2 separate regions of the Mus musculus genome follow, and region 1 is linked to region 2. The links are chromatin loops, found by intact Hi-C in ENCODE. Cell type or tissue: left cerebral cortex. All regions are shown on one strand.

The links. A loop is a pair of places that touch in the nucleus more often than their neighbours do. Peaks named below come from ENCODE experiments on the same cell type or tissue, not always from the same donor. Only the 100,000 strongest peaks of a DNase experiment are listed, where the experiment ranks them.
Region 1: it touches region 2 in a loop (2.1-fold over the local background); 2 of 42 quality-filtered maps call a loop at or near these places.

What each region holds. Positions count from the first base shown.
Region 1 is chr10:89,649,546-89,657,545 of GRCm38, forward strand. It overlaps Scyl2 (SCY1-like 2 (S. cerevisiae)), which reads right to left. Exons shown (of 18, transcript NM_198021.3): 9 at 7,163-7,339; 10 at 4,559-4,681; 11 at 3,398-3,511; 12 at 1,283-1,415; 13 at 420-538. Among named protein-coding and RNA genes, the nearest start is that of Slc17a8, 32 kb to the left of the region's middle. In left cerebral cortex, no CTCF peak of the experiment used is centred here; DNase peaks (open chromatin) are centred at 3,553 and 7,020.
Region 2 is chr10:89,702,660-89,710,659 of GRCm38, forward strand. No RefSeq gene overlaps it. Among named protein-coding and RNA genes, the nearest start is that of 1500026H17Rik, 20 kb to the left of the region's middle. In left cerebral cortex, a CTCF peak has its summit at 4,944 (motif pointing left); no DNase peak of the experiment used is centred here.

The sequences.
Region 1 (8,000 bases), 53 kb before region 2:
CAGCCCAACAGCCCAAAGGGAGCCAAATCCTGCCAACAACCATTTACGCAAACTAAGAACCCTACGAGTCCTCATGTGGACCTTCAAATGAGATCCAAGTTCTTGATTATAGTAACAAGTTCAACTAAGCTAAGCCCTGTATGGCTGACTCATAGAAAATGTATGATTAGTTAAGTATGCATTTCTTAAAAATACGAAAACACTCAACTTATGGTCATTTATTATGTAACAACAATATCCAAATACAGTCTGTGACCATTCATATCAACAGACAGACCCAAATGTAAAGTGGTCCGTAACTTGAGTTAACTTCATGGCATGCCACCAGCCTGTGCTGGCCACCTCCATGTGTAAATAATAAAGCAGAGAAGGCAAGCAGCAAACAGGGAGAGAACGTGAGCGCACATCAAATGTCCCACCTGATTGAGGTTGAGGTTGTTTTCAATGCTCAGGGGGATGAGATGAGGCAGGACTTTCCCAGCCAGCTGCTCTTTGGTGATTCCCAATTTTTTATGAGTAAAAGTACATTTATAAATACCTGAGAGAAAACAGTGTAATAAGTTTTAGAAATTAGCACACCAAGCACAGAAACCATGGAAATACTCTATCTCTAACAAGTCTTTTGGAAACTGGTGCGGTGCAGCTTTCCTCTTCTTAGAATGGGGACAGCTCTTTCATGTAGACCACAGTGACTTCAGTTGTACTATCAGTCCAGGCTTATAACACCACGGGCTATTCATCCTGTGCTCTTTTGGTTTAATGACAACCCCTAACTAAAGACATGGTTACTATAATCCCGAAATGAGGTTATAGAGTGACCCCCTCATCCTTACATTTGGAGCATCTATTCACAGTGTTTAAATACAGGTGCTGAGAGGACTACAGTCTACTCTTCAACTTGTTTCTTCTGCAAGTAACACTCATTGCAGTAGCTTTGCCTCTTGCACTTTAGACTTCTTTATAGAAGAAAATTATACACTATCATATCAACCAACCAAGATTATATTACTTCTCCTGACTCCCCCAATCCTGGAAATCAAATCCAGAACCCACCCATACTAGTCAAGTGTCCCCCTATAGCCCAGGCCTTCTATAAATGACAAGAGTCTACTTCCTTTGCTGTGAAAATAGAGAAAAGTTATATTGTAGCATTTATCTAATCATTCTGCAACTGATTAATATCATATATATCGAGTACAATGGCTTTATAGATTGAACATTTTATTATACAACTATTATATAAAATGAAGATGACAGCAAATGACATTAAGTTTTCAGCTACCTAAAATCCCCATGAGGACTGCAGGCTCCTTGGAGGGAATCTGCTGTAAGAAGGGTAGGATATCATCAAGCACAAACCACTTATCCAGGTACTCCAGGATCTTCCCTAAGCACACTAATGAATTCACACGGACCTAGTGAAACAAAGAAACCGCATGTAAACGTGTATGTACCATTTTGTTCATGTAAAATGAAATACTTAGTGTAAATTTAGTCATCAAATAGATATATGCTAAAATCTTAATAAAAACTGGTTCACTGAAGTAGATTTTATAAAGCATGCCTTTATTAACATAAACATTCATTCATTTACTGATTTATCTGACATGTTACAGAAAGAACTACAGACTGGTCCACTGAGATACTAGTAGATAAAAATAAGGAACAGGTTCACCCTTGTAACACTCATTCATTCATTCATTCATTCACTCATTCATCTCTATGATGCTAGGAAATAAAGCCAGGGCCTATTAACCAAGCTTTCAGTGAGCAACAATCCCAGCCCTACAGTTTCTATCAGGTCTTTGAAGGCTCTTATATGTGTTTACTAGTAAGATTTAACAATAAAAAGAAATACATTCCACCAAGCAGCCAATTACACAGTGACTCAGATACTTTACATGAGGTTCAAGTCATTCTTAAAACTGAATATTTTAACTGAAGTTATCCATATTTATCTATGGCCATAACACCCTGGATGCTCCCAATCTCATATAAAATTATCCCCACCCATATAAAATTGTTCCTAAATATACTTACTCACACCCACCATTTCTAAGCTTCAACTTTTGATACACATCCTACCCTAGGTTTGGCATTGACTGACTGACTAAATGTGAGTGGCTGTGTTCCACATGGCATTCCACAGCATGCATGTGGAAGTCAGAAGATAACTTGCCACAGTTGGTTCTTTTCTTCCAACAAGTAGATTGTAGGGATCAAAACAGGTTGGCAACATGTACTGCTACTAGTGAGCCATCTCACCAGCCCTTTAACTGGGATTTATTAGGACAGAGTCCATCAGGCCGGGTATGTTGGCACAGGACTGTAATTCAGTTACTGAAGAGATGCAAATAGGAAGAGCTCAAGTTCAAGGCTACCTGTGCTACAGAGCAAGCTCAAGGCCAGCCTTGGGCAATTCAGTAAGACCATGTCCTAAGAGGTGGGCTGGGCATCAGTACAGTGATACACATAGAACCCAGCATTTGGGAGGAGGAGGAGGAGAAGGAGGTCAGGTGTGTAAAGGTCAGCTGATAGAGCAAGTTCAAGGTTAGCGTCAGCCTGGGCTACTTTAAAAAACAGAAACCCCTACATAAAAAAAGGAGAGGCCAGGAATATAGTTCAGTAGGAGTACTCTCTGCATGTTTAAGATTCAATTTTGAGTACCAAGTCCTCCTCCAAACCCCAAAAATCAGAGTACCATAAAGTTGTGTCCATAGTATTAATTAAACCATATCAATGAAACTCAAGCCTAAGAAACTAAGCAAAAAGTTCATTAATATTTGTACAGAAAAATGGAAATTTTCCATTTCTGAAAAATATGAACAACTATTTTCTGAAATTTAAGCCCAAAATACTATAAACCTAAGCCACTATCTGCAGGTTTAGCCTGTCCCCAGAATCAGTTTGCTATAATGCAGGGCTAATGCAGCTGCCGCCTGCTGGGGATATAAACTACAATGCTGGTGTCATTTTCTCTCCTTTCATGATGTATATAATATTAGACATGTCACGGATACACCTCTTGAAACATCTTACCTAGCTATGCACTAGTTTTCTTCATTTTTGGACAATTTTAATCAATGATTTATATTTTAGGCATTTCCCAAGGTAAGACGCCAGACCCTAGAGAATACAGCTATGAATACAATACAAAAATACCTATGTGCCACTCGAAGGTGATCCCACAACCCACACACACACACACACACGCACACGCACACGCACACACCGACCTACATATAAAGTAAGTGACATGCAAGCATTTATAATGGTGTATATAAGCTACCTCCAACTAAAACCAATTCTCTAGGTGCAGTGTGAGCGAGTTACTGCTCACTGTGAAATGGTGTCAGGTGCTGAGCAGTCAAAGACAAACACACGTGTAAGCACTTACAGCAAGGGAAGACGTTTGTAAACAGGCATTTTTAATTCTTGGAATCAAAGCGTTTTTCATGGACGGGTAGTCTATAAGATTTGCAAATGTTGGAATGATGTTTAGACAGAGCTCCTATTGAAAAGACAAATCTGATCAGTCTTAAGGAAAGGCGCCAGACCTCCCTCTCCCACTCAGCTCATCTGTCACAGCACGAAAGAAGCTTCCGTATGCTTCACATTATTTGGTCCTTACACCAATTTGGGGGGATAAAAAAAGAATAGTTATAATCAGTTGAAAAATGTCATGGCTACACAGGGCCTGCAGTAGTGTTTCAAAGGGTTGTAATTACAACTAGTTCTGTTTTCCCTTGAGACACGATCTTTATGTAGCCCAGGCTGGCCTCAAATTTACAAGCCCTCTGCTTTAGCCTAAGTACCCCTAATTATACAGGGCTATAACTGTAGAGAGCTGAAAAGCAGAGGTTGAGTACGGCTTCCGACACTTATGGAATGATTTAACTACAAGGAAAAACTCAACTTCACACTTTAATAAACTTAAAGACAGAAATGCATCAAAAAATGTGACTTGAAATATATGGCAGAAGCAGATATATACAAAGCAGTACAAACCTATAGTCCCAGTCACAGTGTTTTTGAGACAGGATATCATGTAGCCCAAGCTAGCCAACAATTCCTGGTCTCCCTGCCTCTATCCCTCAAGTGCCAGGATTATAAGTGTGTACTACCACAATAGACTCCAACATCTTCTTTTTTTCCCCTGAAACTGAAGTTTCAGGCAGCCATGAGCAGCCTGACATGGGTGCTGGAAACCTAACGAGTGTTCTTTGTAAGAGCAGTGACACATATCTTTAATCCTAGCACTTAGGAGGCAGAAGCAGATGGGGCTCTGTGAACTCAAGGCCAGCCTGGGCTACCAGTAAGACTATCTCCATACAAACAGCACCTGCTCTTAACCTCTGAGCAATCTCTCCAGCCCTTTCCAATTTACTCTTTAGTTAGAAGTCAATATGCAGTAATAACAGTGGGTCAGCAGTATAATTCAATAACTACTAACTATTGAGTTGTATATAAAAGGTTAAGATTTAATCCTAAAATATGCCTTGCTGTTTCTTTCTCCCGCCTTTCAACTTCATGAGGGCAACGGAAGCAGATACTGTGCCTGGATCTGAATGGAAGGAGCCTCCAGAGCTCTGTAGACCATGGGCAGGACACTGTTCTTTATCTCATCAGGAGGGGTTTTGGTTAGCAGCAAATCCATTTTTTGTAGAAAAATTAGCAAAATCTGTGTGAGAAAAGGGAAGATTATGAAAATCTGCAATCTTTAAGAAATTCTGTATCCTCCCAATTTAAAGTGTTTTCAGAAGATTAAGTTCTGTTTGTGGACACTCACCATGTTGCTAGCCTGAAGGCATGGAAGACAAAAACACACAGATCAAGTCTCTTACATGTCTACAGCAATGCTTAATTATCCAAACAAAGACTAACCTCCAAAGAGCTACAGGAACACATGGCTCCCCTACATGTTTCAATTATCCAAAAGAGTGCTGCATTTAAAAAGGAAATAAAAGCCAACAGAAATGAAAACATCTGTGAGGAATTTTTAATTGTTTCTAACATCATTTTGCTAGCTGCCTCTACATACCTAAATTGTAAGAAACAAACCAAAATACTTAAGTGAGATCTTTATTTATTTTATATGTATGAGTGCTTTGCCTGCCAATCTGTCTATTCACTAACATGGAAGCCAGAAGGCAGCACTCGAGTTCCTGACACTGGAGCTACAAATGGTTTTGAGCTGCCGTGTGGGTGATGGGAATCAAACCCAGGTCGGCAGTGCTCTGAACTCTCCAAGTCCCAGAATACTTAGTTTTTCCAATGCTCAATTAAAATTTTTCAGGAGGGCTTATTAATGGAAAAACTAAGAGGAGAAGGAAGACAAAGGTACCTTAGTTTCATTTCCTAATGCTGTGGTAAAAGCAAGTGAAAAATAAAAGAGTTTGTTTGCATCACAGTTCCGGGTGGTGCACTGTGGTGGAGAAGGCAGGCAGCAGGAACCTGGAGCAGCTAGTTACAGCCACACAGACAGAATGCTCACTAGAGCTCTGCTCTCTCTCCTTTGCTTCAGGACAGGACAGTTTGTAAAGTGTTACTGTTGCCCATACCGCAGGGTACAGCTTCCCACCTCAGCTAATTTACTTAAGAAAAGCCCTCCCAAGCATAGTCACAAAATAGCCTAATCCAGACTCTCTCATACTGAGGTTCTTCTCAGGTGCTTCTACAGAGCCAATAATCAAAAGTTACCAAACTAAAAAGAACAGGGTCAATCATGTGTCTTAGGATTTTCATCGTGACTGATGAACAATTTGGGTGACATGCCAACCTGACACTGTGACAACCGTCAGGGAGCCCAGGTTTAAAGCTCAGAGCTCTATCCTGTGACCTGTGCCTGGTTAGTAGGAGCACCGCACAGACTGTCTTCTACATTCTTAAGGAAAGGGAACTGGAGAAGAAGCCACAAGAACTGGCAGCAGGCCTTTAATCCCAGCACTCAGGAGGCAGAGGCAGGCAGATCCATCTTTGTGAGTTTGAGGTTAGCCTGGTCAACAAAGCGAGAGCCAAGTGAGCCAGGGCTACATGGTGAGACCCTGCTGCAGCAGGTTAGGGGTTAGGGACACCAGAAGGCTGAAAGAGAGGGGAGACAACCGCTCACAAGCACACTGTTCAAAATCTCAGAAGGATAGTTAATATGCTAGTTTCTAAAAAGTAAAAAATAAATTCTCCACTTTCACGGGGACAACTGCAACCAATCACAGAGCCGGCCCATCAGACAGTTCATGCTGACTAGTAAGCTACTGCCACCCGGTAGCAGAAACACCTAATGGTGTCTCAGCCAACAACTCTACATGTTAAAATGAGGATAAAAGCTTTCAGATGATGATGACTGCTACATGGTTCTAAAACAGAGATGAACCCAGACTCTAATCCAGGTATGTAAGCCCACACTTCTTAAACTCAAGATAAATATCTACTGTAACAAAATCTATATAATTTATTTCACTTACACATTCACATTATATACATATGCATTGTGTGTGTATGTATATATATATATATATATATATATATATATATATAATTTGCATTTTTCTCATACATACACAGATCACATACTAGTTCTATGATGCTTTACACATTTTCCTCTTTTAATAAAATTATTTATTAGAAAAAAATAGAGACAACTGACATACATCATCTAAAAATTAACTAATGGAGTATCAAGCCAAATAAAAGTATCAAAAACTTGATTTTTCCAAACTGCCAGCTTTTAATTAGGGACAATGTAACACATGCAAAGTCTGATTACAACTTATTTTCTAAGACAATGACTTATAAAAAGCCACAAACATTCATTTGCTAAGTTTAATTATAATATTAGCTTTCTGACTAGTGAAAAAATCTAATATACGTACCTCAAGTATTTAAACACTTAACATTTTTTATTTATTTTTATTTGACATGTATGGGTGTTTTGCCTGAATGTGTATGTCTGTGCCTGGTTCCTGGAGTCGAGTTGGGTCCCGAGGATAGGAGTTACAGATGGCTGTGAGCCACCATGTGGGTGCTGGGAATTGAGCCAGGTCCTCTGCAAGAGCAGCCAGCACTAAGCCATTTCTTTTAAAAGCTCAAAATAGTCACTGTTTTGTTCTTAGGGATAGTAGCTATTACAATAACGCATAAACATTTGGAAGTCCTCACAACATACCTGGATTGGCTCCTGCTGTTTGAATACAGGACCGAGTTCAGGCAGAATTAATTTGATATATTCTTCTTTGGTGCATTCCTCAGCAATGAGCAGAACATTAGGTAAAACGAAAGGTACCATATCAGGGTTGACAAATTCTGAGGTCAGACAGGGTAAAATCCTCTGCACAATGACACGCTGAGAGGAAAAAAATGAAAAATTTGTAAAAACAAAATGTATTCCAGAACTTCCGTATTTACAATTGAAGTGTAAAGTGACCATAAAGCTGATGGCTGAAACTGAAATATTTTCTAGACTCTGTCCGTAAACCAGGCTACATGCTCGCTCCAGCGTTTGCAAGCTCATCTTGTGTTCACTGACAGTGATTCTTCTCTTTTTCCTATCACTCATGACTCTGATCATCTACCTGAAGCAGCACCTCACTCTAACTGATAACGCAGACGGCACCCATGCCTGTGTGAGAGGAACGGCAGTGCTCTGCTTTCCAGCCATGACAGTAAAGGGTAGCAGACAAGGGCTGTGACTGCTGAAGCTTTACAATTTTAGAGTCACAAAATAACAGTCTTACAACTAGTACCTTCTCTAGCATTCATTATTTTCGTTTTTAAGACTGTCTCACTGTGTAGTCTGGCTAGCCTAGAACTCAGATGTCCACCTGCCCTACCCTACCAAGTGCTGGGACTAAAGATAAAGGCATATGCCACCAGACCCAGCCTCACCAGCATTTTGAATATTATTTGACATTCATTGTCTAGTAAGTTAAGAGAAAGAGAATAGGAATACAGTAGGATCGCATCAGTATTGATGCATCCTTTAACTGCTAGTGAGCAGTGAGCTC
Region 2 (8,000 bases):
ACACTAAATACTTATGGAGGGTATAGTACATTTCCTTAAGTCCTTTTTCCCATTTCTTGCCTGAGCTCTCTGGACAAAATGGAAATTTCCCTTAGGGTAATATTATTTCAAGCTATTCTCTTGAGATAGGACTTAATGGCTGTGAATCACTGATGTAAACATGGAGGATCAGAGGGCTGGAGAGATGGCTCGACAGTTTGGAGCTCAACAGTTGCTCTTTCTGAGGACCTAGGTTCAGTTCCCAGCACCCACATGACAGTTTACAGCCATCTGTAACTCCATCTGTAACACCAGTTGCAGGGGATCTGATCCACTCTTGTGGACTCTTCGGATGACACCAGACACATATTCATGCACGTATATGGTACACATGCATACATGTAAGCATCACACACGTGCATGTAAAATAAATAAGACTTTTAAAAATTATTTCAGTAGATTTTTTTTTTAAAAAAGAAATAAATATTTTAAGATCATAAGTATCTAAAAATCACGATTTTGCTTACGCCCTCTTCTGGCGCTGGGAGTGGAGATTTTTGTGGTTTTCCTTCTTTCCTTCCCATTGTCTCAGCCCCTCCCCCACCCCTTTGCTCTTGTTTACTCTTGCTGTTTCCTGTCACACTGGTTGGTTCACCCTCTGGCCCCATTCTCTTAAAGTGGCATAGGTTACAGATTCAATTTCCCCTGAAAGTTACACAGAAAAAGAAAGCATTTTTGTCATCGCATTTTTTTGGTCCCTAGTCAAGAGGAAAATGGAGTTTAAAATGTAAGTGCTTAAAAAACTCACTGAATTGGTATCAGTTTCAATTTTTTATATGAAAGCTGTTTCATTTGTCTTGGGTTTGAGTGCTTAGATTCAAGCTCCTAATTAAAAGTATACAGACATGTATGAAAATTCCACAATGAAATCCATTACTTTGTATGCTAACTTTAAGGTCAACAAGGGAATGAGAGGCAGGTAAGGGTGCTTGCTGCACAGATGTGAATCCTCAGCTTCTACTTAAAAAGCCAAGTATGGGCCTAGAGAGTTGGCTCAGTGGTTTAGTGCACTAGCAGTTCTTCCAGAGGTTCTGAGTTCAATTCCCAGCACCCACAGGTTGGCTCATAACTGTGTTTAACTCTAGCTGCAGGGGATCCAATGCTCTCTTCTGGCCTCTAAAGGCACTGGGTGCACATATGCTACACAGAGATATATACATACACATAAAATACATTAAAAAATATTTTGGGCTGGAGAGATGGCTCAGTGGTTAAGAGCACTGACTGCTCTTCCAGAGGTTCTGAGTTCCATTCCCAGCAACCACATGGTGGCTCACAACCATCTGTAATGGGATCTGATGCCCTCTTTTGGTGTGTCTGAAGACAGCTACAGTGTACTCACACAAATAAAATAAATATATATATATATTTTTTAAAAAGCCGACTATGGCTGCACATAACTGAAATCCCAAGACTATTGCATATTGAGGTCTGGTCTTTTCTGTGTATTGCAATGCTAAATGCAGGCCCCCAAGACCTGGTTGCCCCAGAGACAAGAGAGTCCTCACGTAGACCCATGTGAAGCTATGTGACCTTGCCCCCACCCCCAAGTTATTTGGTGAATAAAGATGCTGACAGCTAATAGCTGGGCAGAAGAGACATAGATGGTGTACTGGCTAGTTTTGTGTCAACTCGACACAGCTGGAGTTACCACAGAGAAAGGAGCTTCAGTTGAGGAAATGCCTCCATGAGATCCAGCTGTAAGGCATTTTCTCAATTAGTGATCAAGGGGGAAAGGCCCCTTGTTGGTGGGACCATCTCTGGGCTGGTTAGTCTTGGTTCGATAAGAGAACAGGCTGAGCAAGCGAGGAGAGGCAAGCCAGTAAGTAACATCCCTCCATGGCCTCTGCATCAGCTCCTGCTTCCTGACCTGCTTGAGTTCCAGTCCTGACTTCCTTTGGTGATGAACAGCAGTATGGAAGTGTAAGCCAAATAAATCCTTTCCTCCCCAACTTGCTTCTTGGTCATGATGTTTGTGCAGGAATACAAACCCTGACTAAGACAGATGGGTCTTAGGGTTCCTGGGCCTGGGGGAGGTCAGAGGAGAAGCACAAGTGAGAGAAGAAAGTAAGGAGGAAGAGAAAGTTGCCATGGGTTAGGAGTCAAGAGAACACATTCCCAAGGGCTGGCCAGTTGGAGTTAAGAGCAGCCCAGATGAACCATTGTAAGTAATAGCTCAGGGTTATCAATAGGAAATAGATTTTAATAGCATAGAGGGTAGATATCTGCCTAGCTATTGTGCCAAATGGGGCTTATTGTAAGACCGGAATGATCAAGGCAGAGTAGAAACCCAGGATTGGGATTTAAAATTTCTTTAACAATTAGGGGCAGAGACAGGAGGATCATTGGAGCTTGCTAGCTGGCAGCCTAGCTCCAGGTTCAGTGAGAGACCCCACCTCAAAGGAATGCACATGAAAAGATTTCAAATATCCAAAGTCTGCTGTACCATACTGATGTCATATCCAAGGCCTCTTTTGACCTGGAATAGTTTAGACCAACAATGGACACAGATTTGAACTCTCTATTTCCCTGCATCATCCACCTCTCTCTGGTGCCTGTGATCTGTGTTTATCCCATCTGTGTGCTGTATATGCCTGGTGTCTATCTGTGGTGTGTGTGTGTGTGTGTGTGTGTGTGTGTGTGTGTGTGTGTATGTGTGTGTGCATGTGTGTATGTGTGTGTGTGTGTGTGTGTGTGTAGTTGTTTGGGAGGGTATGGGTGTGGGTAATGTCTGCCTGCCTTGCTGTCTGTCCCTAACAAAGAATTTTGCTTTATATTTATTGAACAGTATAGAACACACATTATGAAAAAAAGAAAAGAATGGGGCATTTTTTGCAGAAAAATTTTAACAGAAATTTTACAAGGAATTGACTCCTACTGACCCAGAAAAAAGCACTCAAAACTGCAAACAAATGTTATCAAATATTCAGATGTTCTGTTACAGTAAGAACACTGAGCTATAGAATTTCTTTTCTTCCAAGTTGAAAAAAAGAAGCAGAAAACAAAGTATAGTGAAAAGTATAGATACTTTGCTATTAAAAGATTAACTTTCTCTGGGAGAGCTGCCCACCCCCAAGCCTGGTCAACATGGGAGAGCTAGCCCTGCCCCTCACCGGCTCAGCAATCAAGCAGACAGTGCAAGAGAGCTTGCCCCAAAGGCATGAGTGCTGGAGAGCTGGTAGGCTGCCCAACTTGTGTATTTTCAATTTCTAAAATAAAACTATCCCCAATTCGGCCTATTGTCCCTGAAAATAATCTGTAAAGAATAAATGTAACAAAGGATAAAAATAGGCCCGACATGGTGGTGTATGCTTTTAATCCCAGCACTCAAGAGTCAGAGGTAGGTGAATCTCTGAGTTCAAGGACAGCTTGATCTACATAATGAGTTCCAGGATGGCCAGGGCTACAGAGAAACCTTATCGCAAAAGTTGATTAATTAAGTAATTAACTAATGAATTAAAAATAGGCATAATGGGACTGGAGAGGTGGTTGGAAGTGTTTGCTGCACATAAATCAAGAGGAGAAGACTAGAGTTTGAATCCCAGCACTCACATAAAGAGCCAAGTGTCCTTCACACACCATCACCCCAGGTTCAAAGGCAATGGAGTTAAATGAGTCACTGGGACTTTCAGACCAGCTGAGAAAGCACGGGTTCCCAACTCAAGGAGAGATGCTGCTTCAAAGGAGAAGTAAAGAGAGAGAAAATACTCCCAACAGCATCTTCTGGCATCTCCATGGATACAGGTACATGCACCCACATACACACAGACACGAGTTTATCAGGCCTAGTGACTAACGTGTAGTGAGGATTTTGGTTTCTTTAAACACCCAGTTATGTTATACGGATATGTTTGTGTTTTAATCTCAGGTGTGGGATACGGGGCTGCTTCAGTTTGTCCACAGCCTTTATCTGTGATTTTCTCATGTTGGGTGGGGGTGGCGGTGATTTTTGACAGCTGCAAATAGTTTAATTCTGGGGACCCGGACAATGAAATTAGACGTGCCCTGAGAAACCCAAGGACCCTAATTAACAAGAAGGAGCCTAAAGAGGTCTATAACCCCTTCCTAACCTTTCTCTCCTGCCTAGTGTTGGCGGTTGGAAGGTATCAGGGTGGAATATGGGTTGGAAGGGAGGTAGAACCCAATAAAATAATAAAGCCATATGCCAGCACTGATGCCTGTAAATCCAGTACTCAGGAGACTAAGGTAGGAGGAGTGCCATGAGTCTGAGGCCAGCCTGCACCACAGGGCTAGTTCCTTGTCATTTAAGGTTGCAGAGTGAGACCTATCTCAATAAAAGAAAGAAGAAAAAAAAATTGTGTGTGCACATAGATTTGTATTTACATTTAAGATTGGACCAGATGATAGCAAAGGTACAAGCTTGGGTTGGTGATGAGCTCTTATGCTCCGAACATGGTTTTCCTGATAGTGTAGTAGCTTTAGAAGCCGTGGAACCTGAAGAAGTAGAGCCTTGTGGGGGGTGGGGTGGGGGAGTAGGTAGTGTTTTATATAAATGCAATATTATTTAAACTGAATGGTGTTCTGTGAATATTCAGTATACACACACACACACACACACACACACACACACACACATACACACAACACATACACATATATTTTTTTTTTTTTTTCCATTTTTTATTAGGTATTTTGCTCATTTACATTTGCAATGCTATACCAAAAGTCCCCCATAGCCACCCACCCCCTCTCCCCTACCCACCCACTCCCCTTTTATGGCCCTGGCGTTCCCCTGTACTGGGGCATATAAAGTTTGCGTGTCCAACATACACATATATTAATTCAAACTTTTTTATAGAGAAAATTTTACTTCTCCTAGGTGGTTCTTTTGCGTCTTGGGCCTGACTTCTCAGCAAAAATTCCTGTACTAGCAACTCCCTGCCACCTAGTGACAGCTGTATATATTACTGTTATTAGGCTTAAAGAGAATTTAAATCCTAAGGATAATGCCATTCAATTTTAGACTAAAACCTTTGGAGCAGGATGCTTATATGTAAACCTTTTTTTTTTTTGGGGGGGGGTAAATAAATAAATAAATAAATAAACATATTTATCTTCTAGTAAAAATACTCAGTAAATTTCCACAAGAATTTATTCTGAATTGTAATGTTTGAGCAATATTTAACCTATGATTCACAGATTGAGGTATGACAAAGATTCTTTGCTTGATCAGATATTAAGACTTCCAGACTCTCCCAGGCCATCTGTCTCCTTCCATACCAAATCCCATTTTAGCAGATAATTCTGCTAAATAGGTTTAGCAACAAGCTCCTCACTCTACGATTTGGTCAGGATTCTCATCTCCCATCACACCTCGGGTGTTATCGGATCACCCTGGTCTGTCCTCTACAATTTAAAGAATTTAGAGTCCTCTTTACTCCTGAGCAAGTCTATCTACCCACCCAGACTTACTGTCTTATGCTGCAGCCACAGAATGCCTGAATAACTGTAAAGATCAGAAGTGCATTACACAGCGTTCTGAAGGCTGTGGGATTCAAGGTTCAAGGACCCGTATCTAGCGAGGGTCTCCTTGATGAATCATCTGTGGTACACAAGAGAGGGGGTCCATATTCTCTTATCAGAGGCACACTCAGCCTCCTCAGCAAAGACAGCACTAATATCATGAGGGCAGAGCCCACCCCAGCCCCGCCCCATGACCTAAAGATCTGTTGAAGATCCCACCTCTCCGAAGCACTTTCACTTGGATTCCATTCCAACACATATGCTTCAAGAACACACTCAACGCCCACCTTTCTTCTCTGCAGTAAACTCTGTTTTGCCTGTACATATTCATGATTAAACCCAACACCTTTCTCCCATTGCAAACTTCCATAGCGGTAGTGCCTACAGCTACTATGATGGTTCTGGCCAAAAATAAAAAAATAAAAAAAATTAAAAATCCTTTAACGAGTACCACTGAATAGTTTTCTCTTTGCCAGGTAAAACCGAATAAATAAATGATTTTCTAATTCAAAGACATTAATACAGAGGTGAAGCTTTTATCCTTTCATACACTTTAAAATCACACCAAAAACCACCACCATTCTCCGACTTTTTTCTTCTGGACACTTCCCGTTTCTAAGTGGACTGGAAGAGTTTTGATTCTGCTTGTCATGTGCCGGAAAGAGTTTTGAGCATTAAAAACCAAGACGTTGGGCGTGCAAACCCAGCTTTGTCAACTTAACCTTGATTGGTTTCAGACCCCAGGACTGTCCGCATTCCGTCTAGGCTCCGCCTCACAGTTACCTGGCAACAGCCAGTTATGACTGACTCACTATAAAAGGGGCTGTCTGCTCCCTCCTCACTCTCTTGCTCTTGCTCCCTTCTCTTCTCCACTTGCTCCTGCCCCATTCCCCTCCCCGCTCTCTCTCCACCGCTCTTGGCTGGCCTCTGCCTTTCTCTCTACTACCCCCTCAACTCCCCTCCGCATACCCTCAATAAACTCTATTCTATACTATACCTTCGTGTGGCTGGGTACCTCAGGGGGAAGGGAGGGCCTGCAGAGGCACCCTTTTACCCCACACCATACGTGCCTCCACCAAAAATATCACTAGTTTCTTTCTTTTTATAAAACACACCATGAGGTGCATATTTTACATATCAAAGTAGACCTGACTCCCAGGTTCTCCCAGCATCCCTCAGTCCCTGCCTGGCATACCCTGACCCCAACCCTGAACTTTCCAGCCCAGGGCAGAGATGTCCTTTCCCAGAAAGCCTCTTGCCTATACAATCCAGATATTTTGATTCTTCTTTCTCTCTCCATGTGTCCCCACTCCCGTCTCTCCCTTCCCATGGCAACTTCCCTTACCTCCTTCCTTGGGACCAGTGGACATGTCCACCCGAGAGCAGCTTCCTAATGAACCCGCATTTAATGTAATCGAATCTAGCTTGAATCTGCTCATTCCACGGGCAGAGAAATAACTTATCAAACCTGATGACTGATAATGCTACCAAATTAATCGATCATGGGTGTAATAAGCATTTCTCTACACCAGGAATGACACTGAAGATATAAAATGGATGAGTCATGGTCCTATTCTTTTAAAAGTAAATCCAGCAGAACTGTGAACATGAAGCTGTGGTTGCAATTCTGGAAACAACTGATTTATTTCTTAAAATATGTGAAAGGTCTCAGAGGGGTAACAATATTTAACCCTGGGCTTAATTAAGGTCTGAACTGGAAATTGAAAAGCATTTATGAGAGCTCCTCGAGAAGAAACAGAACTTTTTTTAGAAGTAGTTACATCAGTGAGAGACATTTTTTGAAACGAGGAAGGATTTATGCTGGCTCATGGTTTTAAAGTATACAGTCCACTGTGATGGTTTATACTGGCATGGTAGGGTTCAAGGCAGCAGCAAGATACAACTAGGACTCTTCCCATCTGGGCAGGTCCGAAGTGGAAAGAGCCTGTAACTTTCAGACTCTCTCCCTAGACAGTATGCCAAGTACCTGTCTCAAAAAACTAAGCACAGGCGCACACTGTCTTCCATGAGGTAGGCTATTTTCATAAGTGCCTCTTTGTAGGCAAGTGTTGCTGACAGTATGGCAAGAGTCTATCTGTACCAGAATTATCTAGAATGCTACTTAGCCAGTGAAGCTCTTCTAGACATAAGGGATCTATTTACTGGGATAAAGCTGGAAAATCTGAACCCAAACATTGTCTCTCAAGTTGTAAAGCACATAGACTAGGTTACAAAACCGCACACAAGACTTCTTTTAATTACATCGGCATGCACTGACTCGAGTCTCTGCATTTTCTCTTGCATTGATTTGAAACAATAGGGTTTTGTTTTGTTTTCAGAAAAACAGCACTTCCAAAGTAGTAATAGACATATAAGACATTTTTCTAATTCTTTTTGTTTTGTTTTGTTTTGTTTTTTTGAGACTGGGTTTCTTTGTGTAGCCTTGGTTATCCTGTAACTAGCTCTGTAGACTGGGC